Linked DNA regions of Homo sapiens: region 2 is linked to region 1. A link is a loop called in an ENCODE intact Hi-C map of the cell type or tissue named here. Cell type or tissue: mammary epithelial cell. All regions are shown on one strand.

Evidence for each region. Hi-C counts contacts between places; a loop is a spot of excess contacts. Peaks named below come from ENCODE experiments on the same cell type or tissue, not always from the same donor. Only the 100,000 strongest peaks of a DNase experiment are listed, where the experiment ranks them.
Region 2: a loop joins it to region 1, with 12 times the contacts of the local background. A loop is called at or near these places in 90 of 110 quality-filtered maps.

What each region holds. Positions count from the first base shown.
Region 1 is chr12:32,307,433-32,315,432 of GRCh38, forward strand. All of the region lies in intron 4 of BICD1 (BICD cargo adaptor 1), which reads left to right. Among named protein-coding and RNA genes, the nearest start is that of FGD4, 88 kb to the right of the region's middle. In mammary epithelial cell, a CTCF peak has its summit at 4,842 (motif pointing left); no DNase peak of the experiment used is centred here; H3K27ac peaks cover 229 bases.
Region 2 is chr12:32,057,678-32,065,677 of GRCh38, forward strand. No RefSeq gene overlaps it. Among named protein-coding and RNA genes, the nearest start is that of BICD1, 45 kb to the right of the region's middle. In mammary epithelial cell, a CTCF peak has its summit at 3,093 (motif pointing right); a DNase peak (open chromatin) is centred at 3,084.

The DNA.
Region 1 (8,000 bases):
CATTACCATCACCTGGGGGCTTATTTATACAAATTGTGGAGCTCCGTGTAGATCTACTGAACTAGAAACTGAACTAGAAATCTGGTATAACAAGCTTGTTAAGTGATTAAATTTGAGGCTTAATCTTCAATCTCAATCTTATCTCTCCAAGGTTCTTCATGTATAGCTGATAATTAGAGGCTGTTAAGCCTCTGGCAGTCATCTGCCTCCACGGAAATGATGACTGGAAAAGTGAAATTAGCAGAAATAAGTAAGAGAACAGAGAGCCAATGATGTTGATTTGTTAACAGGTTTATTTTCTATGTCTTTTTGCTCAGTTTACACTAATATGACTAGATTGATTGAAACAGAAAACATATTTCCTTGTGAAAAAGTTTTACATGACAGATGTATTCATAAGAATTTGTGCCCCCCAGATTGAATACCATTAAATAGAAGTTTTATGAGTTTTGTTTAACTCTCATATTGGTGGCTTTGAGATAAAAAGTTAGTGGGTTCAGGCTTTTTGTTTATTCCTTTTGTTTTGGTGGCAGTGCAGAAGATAATAGGAAAAGAGGCTTCTATGCATGAAACAGCACAACAATTTTCAAGCAGGTCATCTATTGGCTGAAAGCTCAGAGCTGTGCTCAGATTTAATTCTAAATGTGATCTGAATTGGGTAATACAAAAGTCTAAAAAAGATGAAAAGTTCAATTAAAAGAATGGTGGAAAACAAGTAAGTACTCAGCTGGAGACTGGCTCTCCTGAGTTCTCAATAGACTGTCGTTTTCGTTTGGTTTAGGCGGTTCCTCATTGCCAGAGAATGTTTTCTTCCTTGAGAAGGTTTAGCGTCTCTGATCCCAACTCATGAGATGCTGGTTACATTTCCTCAGTTGAAGTGATGACCAGAAACTCCCCATGTATTTCAAATGCTCTGAGAGTCAGCCACTAGTTGACAGTCATTCTTAGAGGACAGCACTTTACTTTCCCATGGAATGGGATACATAATACCTTCCTCGTTAGAGTGTCATGAAGGTTTATGAGTTATATGCAGAGTGCTGAGAACAGGGACTAGTGCACAGTAAATGCTCATTAATTATGAACTGTTATCATTATTTCAACTCCATTGGTCCTTTAATTTATTAGGCACTCACTTTATAATAATTTAGATAATTATTATTAACTATTATTTTTGGGCTATTAGCTCAAGGCCAATCACCCCAAAAGGGACTGATGTGGATACTGGTAGGAATATAGAAAAATAACAGTTAAGTCTCATGGTGCAAGAAGGTCTGAAAAAGGATATTCATTTAGCAAAATGTTAGGGTGAGAAAAACTTTGCTGGATAAACCCTCCATCAGTCTATTGAGAAAGCTGTGTCCCTTCAAATCTTTCTTCAACCCTTAACTGATGTTGACAGTTTGCAAAGATGTAGAGGGGCGCAGGTAGGTCCTTATATCCCAAAGTTTGCTCCAGATTTAGTTGTGAAAACCAGGTTCAACACAGGAAGGGCTTTGCAGCTTCCAATCTCATACTAACAACACTAACTGTAAATTTTTTTTTAGGTAGAATATCCATTTATCTTCTTGTAATCAGCGTTTTTAAAAAGCATGTCAGCTTTTCCTAAGAATATATTTTATTCAAACAAGTATATTCATGAGAAGTATACCTTCTCATGAACTATTTTTTTGCAATACAGTTTTTTCCTTAGCCACACATCTTTTTGGGTTAAATTTATGTAAATAAACACATTACAAAAACATTACAGGATACATTGCCTAGAATTTATTGTAATTGGCTTTGATGTTAATAAGGATTAAAAATAATATGGCAAGTCTGATCAATGAGAGTACTGTGCACCTGAAGCATATATGTGTCAGTACCATTGTTCTGGAAATTATGAAGAGGAACCAATCAAATGTACTTTAAGTATAGCTATCTGGAATGCTTGGGACCAGGTGTGTTTTAAAAATTCAGGTTTCAGATTGTAGAAAGGTAATATGCAGCATATACCACATAGATTGTGATATCTCCACTGGGATCAGATGCAGCATCCGGTGATCAAATAATATTAACATTTCTGCAGTGAAACATGAGTATTCACACTAAGAATAAGATGAGGACCATTAAAGGCCTTACACCAGTCAGGTGCAGTTTGGCTGCCCTGGGAGTTTAGGACTGTCTGAATACTGCCAAGTGAGTTTTATCATAATCAAGTGAATTATGATAAAACTTGATTTCGAGCTTTTTGGATTTTGCAGTTGCAGGCGTTGTAGGAATAGCACTGTCCTGTTGGGCGGCTGTCAGTTTTGCGCACCTCAGCTTACAGTGTCAACATACTTGGAACGTGACAGTTTGTATTTTCATTTTTTTTTATTATTATTATACTTTAAGTTCTAGGGTACATGTGCACAATGTGCAGGTTTGTTACATATGTATACATGTGCCATGTTGGTGTGCTGCACCCATTAACTCGTTATTTACATTAGGTATATCTCCTAATGCTATCCCTGACAGTTTGTATTTTCATAGTTCCTTTATCTCTTAGGATTTCTCCTGGCCTGGATCCAAAACACTGCATGGGAGAGGCCGCCTTGTGCCTCTAATCCAACAGCTGTGCTTAGCTAACAGCTCATGACAGTGTAGAGGGGCACAGGCAAGGCTGTAACTCCCTGAACCAGGTGATATGCAGCAGTTCAGGTTTTCTTCCTTCTGATCAAGTACCCCTTTGATGGAGTAAGTTCAAGAGATCTATAGTACAACACAGTGACTGTAGTTAATAACAATGTATTGTATTGAAAATAAAAGAGTAGATTTTAAGTGTTCTCAGTGTTGTAGAACCCCTAAATGTAGGTCCACGTGTTGGATGGGCAGTAAGCCAAATACTGACACATCAGTGCTTAGCAGCAGAGAAAGGTGTATTCATTTTTCCAAAAATGACATTGTGGGAGAGGCAATCGGTCAAATCCTACCTGCCTTTGAACGTAACTGGGGGTTTTTGTGAGTAAGGCAGCTGTGCAGGAGAATGAAATCCCCCAATGATCAAAGTTGTTTGTGTCCCGCAGCTCAATCAGACTTCTGGATGCCATCAAGGAGGTCTGCATGACCTAAGGATCATTGTTCTTTGAAAGGAAAACAAGTTCATTAATCTTACTGGCTGCCAGGGTTAGGATGCAAAGTTAATCAATTATTAGTGACTACCGTCTACCGAATGACTACGTGCAAGCAGTCATGCATGGAGGAAGAAAAGGACAAAGAGAAAGGAAAATAAGTAAAAAACAAACGTTTAATGATTTTGATAATATAGGCTCAGTTACATCACCACAAACATGATAAGTATGTCAGGTCATGCATGTCATAATTAGCTCAATTTCCACTTTGCCTACATATTTCAAAACATCATGTTGTACATGATAAATATGTACAATTTTTGTCAGTTAAAATAAATACATTAATTTGTTTTTAAAGAACTCCTTTGAAAACAGTATACCTAGTCCATATACCCTTTCGGCCTTTTCTTCTCCTACAAGGCTCAATGTATGCCCATGATTTATGTTTTCCCATCCATAGGTATTTATTTAACCTGGTTCCAGGAAAAAAAAATGCCTCTGTCGACGAAGCAAGTCAAACTCTGTAAAATATTTTAAGAGATTTATTCTGAGCCAAGTATGAGTGACCATGGCCTGTGACATAGCCCTCAGGAGGTCCTGAGAACATATGCCCAAGGTGGTCGGGGTACAGCTTGGTTTTATATATTTTAGGGAGGCATGAGACATCAATTAAATACATTTAAGAAATACATTGGGCCGGGTGCGGTGGCTCACGCCTGTAATCCCAACACTTTGGGAGGCCAAGGTGGGTGGATCATGAAGTCAAGAGATTGAGACCATCCTGGCCAACATGGTGAAACCCCATCTCTACTAAAAAAAATACAAAAATTAGCTGGGCATGGTGATGCATGCCTGTAGTCCCAGCTACTTGGGAGGCTGAGGCAGGAGAATCACTTGAACCCAGGAGGCGGAGGTTGCAGTGAGCCGAGATCGCGCCACTGCACTCCAGCCTGCGACAGATCAAGACTCTGTCTCAAAAAAAAGAAAAAAGAAAGAAATACATTGGTTTGGTTCAGAAAGGTGGGACAGCTCACAGCGGGGGCTTCCAGGCTATAGGTAAATTTAAACATTTTCTGGTTGACAATTGGTTGAGTTTGTCTGAAGGCGTGGGATCAATGGAAAGAAAATGTTCAGGTTAAGATAAAGGATTGTGGAGACCAAGTTTTATTGTGCAGAGGAAGCTCTCAGATAGCTGACTTCAGAGAGAGCAGGTTGTAAAATGTTTCTTATTGCACTTAGAAGGGTGCCTGGCTCTTAGCTGATTATCTCCTGGATCTGGAAAGGAAGGAAGGAAAACAAAGCGGGGAAAGGGGATTCTCTACAGAATGTGGATTTTTCCCACAAGAGACTTTGCAGGGCAATTTCAAGGTATGGCAAGGAAATATATTTTGGTTTTCTTTCTTTGCCAGTATCAGATTGGAAAGTAACTCTTGATATACAGGGTTAAATAAAACGCATCCGATGAGAATTTATGGTTTGTAGGGCATGAACTCCCCAGACCCCTTAGATAGGAATTTGGGCAAGATAAAAAAAAATCAGATCTTAGTCCTCACCTCTGCCTTAATTATCAGGAATGTTGAGTGAATTGTTTTGCTTCTCTGAGGCTCATTCAAAAGGGGAAGGTAATAAATTAGCCCCACCATTTGTCTCTGCCATGCCTTTGTTGGAACTATGGAAAAAACAAAACAAAACAAAAATCAGGTCTCCTTCTTGAAGCCATCATACTGCCATCTGCTGGGAAATGGTAATAACAAGTATAAACATTTATAGCTACTACAATTTAAATAGCACCTCCTGGAGTTGTTTGCATACAACCTGCAGACTTCTGCATTGAAGCCCTGGTGATAATGCCATGCCTCCTCTGTAGAATTGTGAGGACCAAATGGGATGGTAAATATGAAACTGTGTATAAGTCATAACATTTTATAAATTATTATTGTCCTGGAAACTGCCATCAGGTTTCGAGATGCCAAGAAGGTCCCCACTATCCCTGTGTATAAACGGTCAATACATAAATTATAAAAAGTATGGGAAAGGCAAGTGGTGGTAAGCCTGTATCTAAATTAGGGAGAGCTTTTTCTCAGAATAAATTAGAGTGAATATTTTACTGAATTGTATGCCTTCCTAGGTTATGGAATAAAATACAGGAATATTTTAAACTTAGCTAATCATGCTAAGTTTCACATAATACAGAAACATATACACAAAAAATACAGTAAGAAAACATTTTGATTCACCTCAGTCTCTATAAACTTGACAATAGTCCTTGATAGTGAATAGTTCAATGAGTGTCATCCTTTATTCATGAGAGAAGTTTTTCAGAGTATTATCGGATAAATTATTTTGGTTTTTTGGTGCCCTCAAGACCTCATTATTTCAAATAGGTTGTAATTGACATTTTCCAGTGGCAGTCAAATACCTTAATTAGTTTTATTAGAATGAAAATAAGTAGATTCTGTCTGGAAATACTAACTAAATTACTTAATCAATTTAAAGGTGTCCTGTATGCTTGTGCTGAAATTTCTGTCTTTGATAAATAGCCTCTAACTTTACATCTGCATAGAGTCAAACTAAGCAGGGGAAAACTCTTTGGATTTTTTTTTTCAGTATTATGCTGGGTATATAATTTCACATGTAGTATGAGAAAACAGTAATGTTTCTGTAAAACTAAAATTAATATATTCTGTTGCATCCTCATGGATGTGGAAGAAATATATTCATATTATGTTTTGATCCACTCTATTAAAGGCAATTTTAGTTTTTTCTATAATGATTGATGTTAAGTGGTGATGGTAATTTGCTATATGTCCCATAAGAGTTCAAAGCAATTTTTATATATTTGCTTAATTGGTTGCTGCTTATAACAACTGTATGGGGTAGAGAGTATTATTATCTTCATATTATAGATAGGGAAACTGAGGCATGACTGTGTTATGTCATTAGTTCAAGGTCAAAAATCTAGTAAGTGGAGTTGCTACACAGAGACAGTCGAACAAGTGAAATATTATCTCTGCTTAAACACTCACAGAATATTTATAGGATGACATTAATGAAAACAAGATTGGTTAGTTCTTGGGTTCTGAAACTTAAAGTGACAAGTATAATTATTTCCTAGTACAAAGCTGACAAATGGCTAAACTATTACAGATTTTATAGTTAGAGATTACAAACTAGCTGGGCGCAGTGGCTCATACCTGTAATCCCAGCACTTCGGAAGGCTGAGGCAGGAGGATAGCTTGAGGCCAGGGGTTTGAGACCAGCCTGGGCCACATGGCAAAACCCCATCTCTACCAAAAATACCCAGAAAAAATTAGCTGGGCACGGTGGTGCGTGCCTATAGTCCCAGCTACTAGGGTCGCTGAGGTGGGAGGATTGCTTGAGTCTGGGAGGAGGTCAAGGCTGCAGTGAGCCATGACCATGCCACTGCACTCCAGCCTAGGTGAAAGAGCGTGACCCTATCAATAAATAAATAAAATAAAAATAAATGGAATCATACAATGTGTGGTCTTTTGTGACTGGCTTCTTTCACTTAGCATAACATTTTAAAGGTTCGTCCATGCTGTAATATATCAGCACTTCATTTTCATTTCTTTCTGTTGTCAAATAATACTCCATGGTATGCAGATACCACATTTCATGTAACCATTCATCAGTTGATGGACACTTTAGTTGTTTGTTTTTTTAGCTATTATCAATAAAGCTGCTATGAACATTTGTGTACAAGTTTTCGTGTGCACGTATGTTTTAATTCCCGGGGGAGTTAATACTAGAGGTGGAAATGCTGGGTCATATGGTAATTCTATGTTTTACCTTCTGAGGAACTGCTAGTTTTGAAAACAAATCGAGTGTACCATTTTTTTATCCCCACCAGCAGTGTATGAGTGTTCCGATTTCTCCACATTCTCACTAACACTTGTTATTATGTGCCTTTTCAATCATAGCCATCCTGGTGGATGTGAAGTGGTATTTCATTATCATCTTGACTTGTATTTCCTTGATGGCTATGATGTTGAGCATCTTTTCATGTGCTTATCTGCTCTTTTATATCTTCTGTGGAAAAATGTGTATTCAGATTATTTTTTGACTGGGTTGTCTTTTTATTTCTGAGTTGAAAGTGTTCTTTACTGATTTGGATACAAATCCCTCATCATAAAAGTGATTTATGATTTGCAAATATTTTCTCCCATTCTGTGGGTTGTCTTTTCACTTTCTTGATGGTGTCCTTTGATGTACAAAGGAGTTTTTTTTTTTTTAAAAGAGATGGGTCTCACTATGTTGCCCAGGCTGGAGTGCAGTGGCTATTCATAGGCACAATCATAGCACACTGCAGCCTCAAACCCCTGGACTCTCCTGGCCTCAAGCAATCCTCCCACCTTAGCCTTCTGAGTAGCTGGGACTACAGGCGCATGCCACTATGCCCAGCTAAAAAAACTTTTTAATCTTGATGTGTCTAGTGTATTTTTTTCTTTTGTTGTTTGTGCTTTTGGTGTCATACAAAACTGTTGTCTAATCTAAGGTCATGAACATTCATGGCTAGGTTTTCCTCTAAGAGTTTTATAGTTTATCTCTTACATTTAGGTCTTTGATCCATTTTGACTTAATTTTTGAATATGATATGAGGAAGAGATCAACATTACTATTTTACACGTGGGCATCCAGTTGTCCCAGCACCATTTGTTGAAAAGACTATTCTATTCTTTCTTTCCCCTATTGAATTATCTTTGTACCCTTGTCCAAAATCAACTGGTCATAGATGTATATATGGGCTTATTTCTAGACTTTCAATTCTATTCCATTAATTTATATGTCTGTTTTTATGCCAATACTATAGTATCTTGATTATAGTTTTTTTGTAGCAATTTTTGAAATAGGAAAGTTTGCTAGTTCTTTTTCAAGAAGTTTCTTCAGGAC
Region 2 (8,000 bases), 250 kb before region 1:
GCCTACTGAGTAGCTGGGATTACAGGTGTGCACCACCACACCCAGCTAATTTTTGTGTTTTTAGTAGAGACGGGGTTTCACCATGTTGGCCAGGCTGGTCTCAAATTCCTGACCTCAGGCAATCTGCCCACCTTGGCCTCCCAAAGTGTTGGGATTACAGGCGTGAGCCACCATGCCTGGCCAAAACCTTGTCTTTTTATTGTGCCTTGTTTCAGTAATAAATATGTTGTAAGACACTTTTCACTATACAACTACTTATACACACAATATACAAAAATCAACAAAATGCTTCAGTCGAAGCACACAGGAGTGGTAAAAGTAAAATAATTTATATTAAAAATAATATATACAGTCGGCACACCATGTGGATTCAATCAACTGTGGATGAAAAATATTTGAAAAAACAATAGAACAATAAAAATGATACAAATAAACAATACAGCATAACAACTATTTACATAGCATTTTCATTGAATTAGGTGTTATCAGTAATCTAGAGATGATTTAAAGCAGGAGTGTCCAATCTTTCGGCTTCCCTGGGCCCCATTGGAAGAAAAATAATTGTCTTGGGTCACACATAAAATATACTAACACTAACGATAGCTGATAAGCTAAATATACATATATATAGCAAAAAATTCATAATGTTTTAAGACAGTTTACGAATTTGTGTTGGGCCACATTCAAAGCTGTCTTGGGCCGCGGGTTGAACAAGCTTGATTTTTTTTTATTTTTTACTTTGTATTTATTTATTTTTTTGAGACGGAGTCTCGCTCTGTCGCCCAGGCTGGAGTGCAGTGGCGCCATCTCGGCTCACTGCAAGCTCCTCCTCCCGGGTTCACGCCATTCTCCTCCCTCAGCCTCCCCAGTAGCTGGGACTACAGGCGCCTGCCACCACGCTCAGCTAATTTTTTTTTGTATTTTTAGTAGAGACGGAGTTTCACCGTGGTCTCGATCTCCTGACCTTGTGATACGACCGCCTCGGCCTCCCAAAGTGCTGGGATTACAGGCGTGAGCCACCGTGCCCGGCCGGAGAAGCTTGATTTAAAGGACAGAGGAAGATGTGTGTAAGTCATATACAAATACTGTACCATTTTATATAAGGAACTTGAGCATTTACAAGTTTTTGGTATCCTTAGGGGCCCTGGAACACCCTGTTTGATGCTGAGAGATGACTGTAGTTAACAGTCGCATTACTTGGATATGATAACATCAGAAGGCATAATGAATAGTGAGATGCTTGGGCCTCTATGTTGAGGACGAAGCTCTGATTTTTTTTTTTTCCCCAAATTCTTATGTAAGGAGTCTGGGGAGTCATGCCCCACAAATCATCAGTTCTCATCAGATGGGTTTTATTTAATCCTGTATATTGAGACTTACTTTCCAATCTGACTCTGGCCATGGCAAGGAAGAAAATAAAAATATTTTACCTCAAAACATGTTTCTCTGTCATATCTTGAAATGGCCCTGCAGAGCCATCTCTTGTGGGAAAAATCCACATTCCGTAGAGAATCCCCTTTTCCCCTTTTTTGTCCTTCCTTCCTTTCCAGATCCAGGAGATAATCAACTAAGAGCCAAGCACCCTTTTAGTTCCGATAAGAAACATTTTGCAACCTGCTCTCTCTGAAGTCTGCTATCTGAGATCTTCCTCTGCACAATAAAACTTGGTACCCACAATCCTTTATCTTAACCTGAACATTTCCTTTCTATTGATCCCAGGCCTTCAGATAAACTCAACCAATTGTCAACCAGAAAATGTTTAAATTTACCTATGAAGCCCCCCCGCGCTTTTTGTCCTGCCTTTTGGAACCAAACCAATGTTATTTCTTAAATGTATTTGATTGATGTCTCATGTCTCCCTAAAATGTATAAACCCAAGCTGTGCCCCAACCACCTTGGGCACATGTTCTCAGGACCTCCTGAAGGCTGCGTCACCGGCCATAGTCACTCGTATTTGGCTCAGAATAAATCTCTTAAAATGTTTTACCGGCCAGGCATGGTGGCTCACGCCTGTAATCCCAGCACTTTGGGAGGCTGAGGCGGGTGGATCACGAGGTCAGGAGATCGCGACCATCCTGGCTAACATGGTAAAACCCTGTCTCTACTAAAAATACAAAAAATTAGCCGGGTGCGGTGGTGGGCGCCTGTAGTCCCAGCTACTCGGGAGGCTGAGTCAGGAGAATGGCGTGAACCCGGGAGGCGGAGTTTGCAGTGAGCCGAGATCGTGCCACTGCACTCCAGCCTGGGCGACAGAGCAAGACTCCTCTCAAAAAAAAAAAATGTTTTACAGAGTTTGACTCTTTTAGTCAACACCGTTAAATACTGAAAAAGGGATGGATATAGAAACAGTTATGGTGTATCACTGACTAAAATACCAAAATTAGGCTTTCCTTCAGAGACATGATTTTCCAAAATGGTGAGTAAATAAAATCCTGAGCCAAGAAAAGTACAGTATTTCCTAGATTTGCAAATCTACAGTGATTGAATTCCTGGAAAATTCAGTGTCTAGTAAAACTATGCAAAAATATTTTGTTAACATGTAAAAGTTAGGCCGGGCGCGGTGGCTCATGCCTGTAATCCCAGCACTTTGGGAGGCCGAGGCGGGTGGATCATGAGGTCAGGAGTTCAAGACCAGCCTGGCCAAGATGGTGAAACCCCGTCTCTACTAAAAATATAAAAATTAGCCGGACATGGTGGCGGGTGCCTGTAGTCCCAGCTCCTCGGGAAGCTGAGGCAGAGAATTGCTTGAACCCGGGAGGTGGAGGTTGCAGTGAGCCGAGATCGCGCCATTACACTCCTGCCTGGGCAACAGAGCAAGACTCCGTCTCAAAAAAAAAAAAAAAAAAAAAAAAAAAGAAGTAAAAGTTAGGTTTAAGCTCAGATAATTATAAACAGGTTTTTAACCTTCATAAATGGGTGGAGGGACACTAAAAGTTTATCTGGGCTGGGGAACAATTTTGCTTTTGGAGGCTGTTCTACACATTGTTTACTGTCGCTGGCCTCAGCCGGGCCCATGCAAACATGCAAATCCCGCCAGCCCTCTAAATCGTTGGTACAGACTTCAAAAAATTTCCAAATTGCCCTCTAGAGGGCAGTACTAGCACTGTAGAGAGTCACTGAACCAAAAAGCTCTGCTGTGGACTAAACCTGCCTTGCTTCTTGGGGCGGGGTAGGGCAGCATTATTCTGTGGTCTGGGCTGCCTGGGGTTGGGGATAAGTGGTAGGGGCAAAGACATTATTTTCCTCTCACCAGCCCCTTCGGGAAGGCTGGAATGCTGGAGATTTTACAAACACGAATCGCTGACACCTTTTTTGTGTATTTTAAATCTTCTAATCAATTTGGGATAGAAAACTGGAGTCAAAAACTCTTCCCTACAAAAATAATGCAATATTTCTATCTATCTATCATCTATCTATCTATCTATCTATCTATCATCTATCTATCTATCATCTATCATCTATCTATGTCTATATATATCAGTATGTGTGTATATATATGTATATACATGGCTGTATATTTTATGTATTCCTACACAATTATGATGTCATGGTTTGTACTGTAGAAAAAGTGGGGGCAATCTAAATGTCCATGAACAGGAGAGTAGATTTTTTATTTATTATTTATTATTATTTTTGAGACAGAAAAATATGTCACCTAGGCTGGAGTGCAGTTGCGTGATCTCGGCTCGCTGCAACCTCTGCCTCCCAAGTTCAAGCAATTCTCTTGCCTCAGCCTCCCAAGTAGCTGGGATTACACACTGGGCTAATTTTTGTATTTTTTGTAGAGACAAGGTTTCACCATGTTGCCCAGACTGGTCTCAAGCTCCTGGCCTCAAGTGATCTGCCTGCCTTGGCCTCCCAAAATACTGAGATTACAGGTGTGAGCCACTGCTTCCGGTTAATCTTCAACTATATATATATATATATATATATATATATATATATATATATATATATATATATACACATACATATATATATATATACATATACATATATTTATTTATTGAGATGGAGTCTTGCTCTTGTCGCCCAGGCTGGAGTGCAGTGGTGCCGTCTTGGCTCACTGCAACCTCCTCCTCCCAGGTTCAAGCGATTCTCTTGCCTCAGCCTCCTGTGTAGCTGGGATTACAGGCGCCTGCCACCACATCTGGCTAATTTTTGTATTTTTAGTAGAGACAGGGTTTCAGCATGTTGGCCAGGCTGGTCTTGAATTCCTGATCTCAGGTGATCCACCCGCCTCAGCCTCCCAAAGTGCTGGGATTACAAGTGTGAGCCACGGAGCCTGGCCAATAATATATATTTTAAAAATAACTATATTTTCCAAAAATAAAACATATGAGTAGAATGCCCTTGTTTTACATTTTTGCAAATCTCGTTAATATCTGACCTACTAGAAGACAGATTATCTAATCAGTTCTGTATTCAATATGTTGTGATATTATGTAGGTTCTAGAAAATTCCACTTTACACTCATGAGAGAATGGAAGTTAAAAAGCTAAATATAATAATTATTATAAAACTAATTTGACCTTGGAGGCCTCTTGAAAGCATAGGGCCCTCCCCACCAAGGACCACGGGGCACCACTTTGAGAGTCTTTGCTCTCAAATCAATTAGGACCCAGACTCTATGAAGTTAAATGTTAAACAGATTGATAGTTTTTTGTGTGTGTGTGAGACAGAGTCTCACTCTGTTGCCCAGACTGGAGTGCAGTGGTGTGATCTCGGCTCACTGCAACCTCCACCCACCGGGTTCAAGTGATTCTCCTGCCTCAGCCTCCCGAATAGCTGGGATTACAGGTGCCTGCCACCATGCCTGGCTAATTTTTGTACTTTTAGTAGAGGTGGGATTTCAACATGTTGGTCAGGCTGGTCTCAAATTCCTGACGTCAGGTGATCCACCCACCTCTGCCTCCCAAAGTGCTGGGATTACAGGCAGCAGCCACCTCGCCCAGCCGATAGTTTGTAATGATATTTTTTAAAGATGTAAATGATTTCTGTCCAATTGGAACTCCAAAGGTAACAGTTTTCTCCTTTCCTTTCCTTCCTTCTTCTTTTCTCTTTTTCTTTCTTTCTTTCTTCCTTTCTTTTTTTTTTTTTTTGGCAGGGTCTCACTCTGTCAAACAGGCAGGAGTGTAGTGGTGAGATTTCTGGTCACTGCAACCTCCATCCACCTCCTGGGTTCAAGCAGTTCTCCCACCTCAGCCTCCTGAGTGAGTAGCTGGGACTACAGGCACTCACCACCATGCTTGGCTAATTTTTGTTATTTTTTGTAGAGATGTGGTTTTACCATGTTGCCAAGGCAGGTCTTGAACTCCTGGGCTGCAGCATCTGCCCTCCTTGGCCCCACAAAATGCTAGGATTACAGGCGTGAGCCACTGCACCCAGTTTTCATTTTCATTTTAAGCTAAATTTAACCAGTCTTATATCTGATTTAGCAAACATGCTGGTGTTCTGTTTTTCCCCCAGTGGTGATACATATGTGGTTCCTCAAATTCTCCTTAGAACCAATTTTTCCATCCAGCTGGTCCCCCTCATTGATGAGTTAAATAAACCTTTAAGCTACATTCACGTTTGACAGTTTATCTGATATTTATGTAAGACTCATGTTTTGAAGTATTTGAATGCTGTATTTTGTTTCTCAATTTTTTATCTTGAAAAAAAATTCAAGCCTTTAGAATAATTGAAAGAATACTGCAGTGAACACCTTTATGCCATTTTTCCTAGATTCAATCACTGAATTTTTGCCATGTTTACTTTAATTCCACGCCCCCACCTCCACCATCCGTTTATCTATTGTAAGGGTAGATTTCAAAAATGAGTTTCCCATTTGCCAAGAAGGAAGGAAATCTTTCCCTCCTCCCCTTCTTAGAGCATTTCTGTCAGAAAACCTTGTGGCTGTAAAGCCTTTTTCTAGCCTTTTAAAATAAAAATATTTCACTTTAGATGCTAAGTGCAAGGGCATTATCCTACATAGCCAAATAAACTGATCTCACACAGAGAATTTATAACTGTACAAGGTATTCTATTTTCTAATACATTGTCTGCATTCTAATTTCCTCATTAGTTCCAACAATTTGCTTTATAGCTTTTCTTTTTTTTATTTTTTGCTTCAAAATCCAATAAAAAATTGCACATTGGCTGGGTGCAGGGGCTTACACCTGTAATCCTAGCACTTTGGTAGGCCGAGGCAAGAGTATCCCTTGAGCCCAGGAGTTTGAGACCAGCTTGGGCAACATAGTGAGACTCTGTCTCTACCAAAAACACACACACACACACACACACACACACACAAAACAGGCGTGGTGGCGTGCACTTATGGTCCCAGCTACACAGGAGGCTAAGGCAGGAGGATGTCTTGAGCCCCAGGGTTAGCTGCAGTGAACTATGATAACACTATTGCACTCCAGTCTGGGCAACAGAGTGAGACCCTGTCTTAATAGAGCGCATTCATTTCTTAGGAATTTGAACCTTCCACTGGCTAGGTAACAGCTTATATTTTTAACCATTCTTCACTAAGAGTTAATGCTTCTTTTCTGTATATAAGAAAGAAATGGTAGGTAGTGTGATGTACTAGATGCAAATCTTTGTACTTGCAAATTACTCAATTTTACTAAGCTTCAGTAAATTGATTAGGATGCTTCTGGTTGCCGGTAACAGAAAATCCAAATTAAAAATGACCGAAACAATTACATTTGATATCTCACATAAAAGGCTGGGCACAGTGGCTCACACCTGTAATCCCAGCACTTGGGAGACCAAGGTGAGAGAATCACTTGAGCCCAGCAATTCAAGACTAGTCTGGGCAACATAGTGAAACCCTGTCTCTACAAACAAAAAAAGGAAGAAGACAAAGGAGAAAGAGTAGAAGGAGAAGGAGAAGAAGAAGGAGAGGGAAGAAGGAGGAAGAGAAGGAGGAGGAAGGAAGTGGCTCTTGCCTGTAATCCCAGAACTTTTGGGATGCTGAAGTGGGTGGATACCTTGAGCCCAGGAGTTTGAGACCAGCCTGGACAACATGGCAAAAAACCATTTCTACAAAAAATACAAAAATTAGCCAGGCATGGTGACATGTGCCTGTAGACCCAGCTACTTAGGAGGCTGAGGTGGGAGGATCACCTGAGCCTGGGTGGTGGAGGCTGCAATGAGTGAAGATTGTACCACTGCACTCTAGCCTGGGCCACAGAGCGAGACCCTGTCTGAGAAAAAAAAAAAAAAAGTCTTAGTTGTAGGCAGAGATTGCCAGAAACTAGATTTTTCCAGCCTGTGTTGCCTCAGCCATGTGACCCAGGTCTGGCAACGTTCTTGTCTTTCTTTTGACTTTGGAGCCAGTGACAGAAGAAATAGGGATAATAAACTTCCTCTCTGGCACCTGCTGGCTAGAGAGCGTGGTTCTCTAGGCTTCCAAACAATTCTCTGAGAAACCCAGTATCTGTTGAGTTAACTTTTTTTTTCATCTTAGATCAGCTGGAGTTGACTACTGTGGCTTGCACATGGAAGCTGGGAGAACAGAAACTCTCATGTGGAAGAGCCAAGATGTCCTTGGAGCCATTACCAGCCTCTTGCTGAGCATTCTTTCCTACTATATTCAGCCGGGAGTTTCTCCAATGGTCCTACCTCCTGTGTACTCTGTCCCTAGGCATCCCTCAAATGGAGATCATCCTGCCCCAGAAAAGTCTCTGAGAACGGAGTCAACGGTAGACAGCAGGAAAGAGTGAGTGGAGATGCCGGCTCCACTGTGCCAAGTGAAAATAACTTGGTGAGCACTGAGGGCACTCTAAGCACGGGCCAGTCAGTATCAAACACTGTTCTGATCCTAGCAACAGTATGAGGCAGAAACCTAAGTTACAGAACTTGATTTACAGACCAGGAAATGAAGGTTTATAAAGTTTGAAGAAGTAAGACTGGGATTTCAATACAGATTGTATGTTTCTGGAACCTATTGACTTTATTTGTGAGTTTTTGTTTGTTTGTTTGTTTGTTTTGCCCTTCTTTCTTTATTT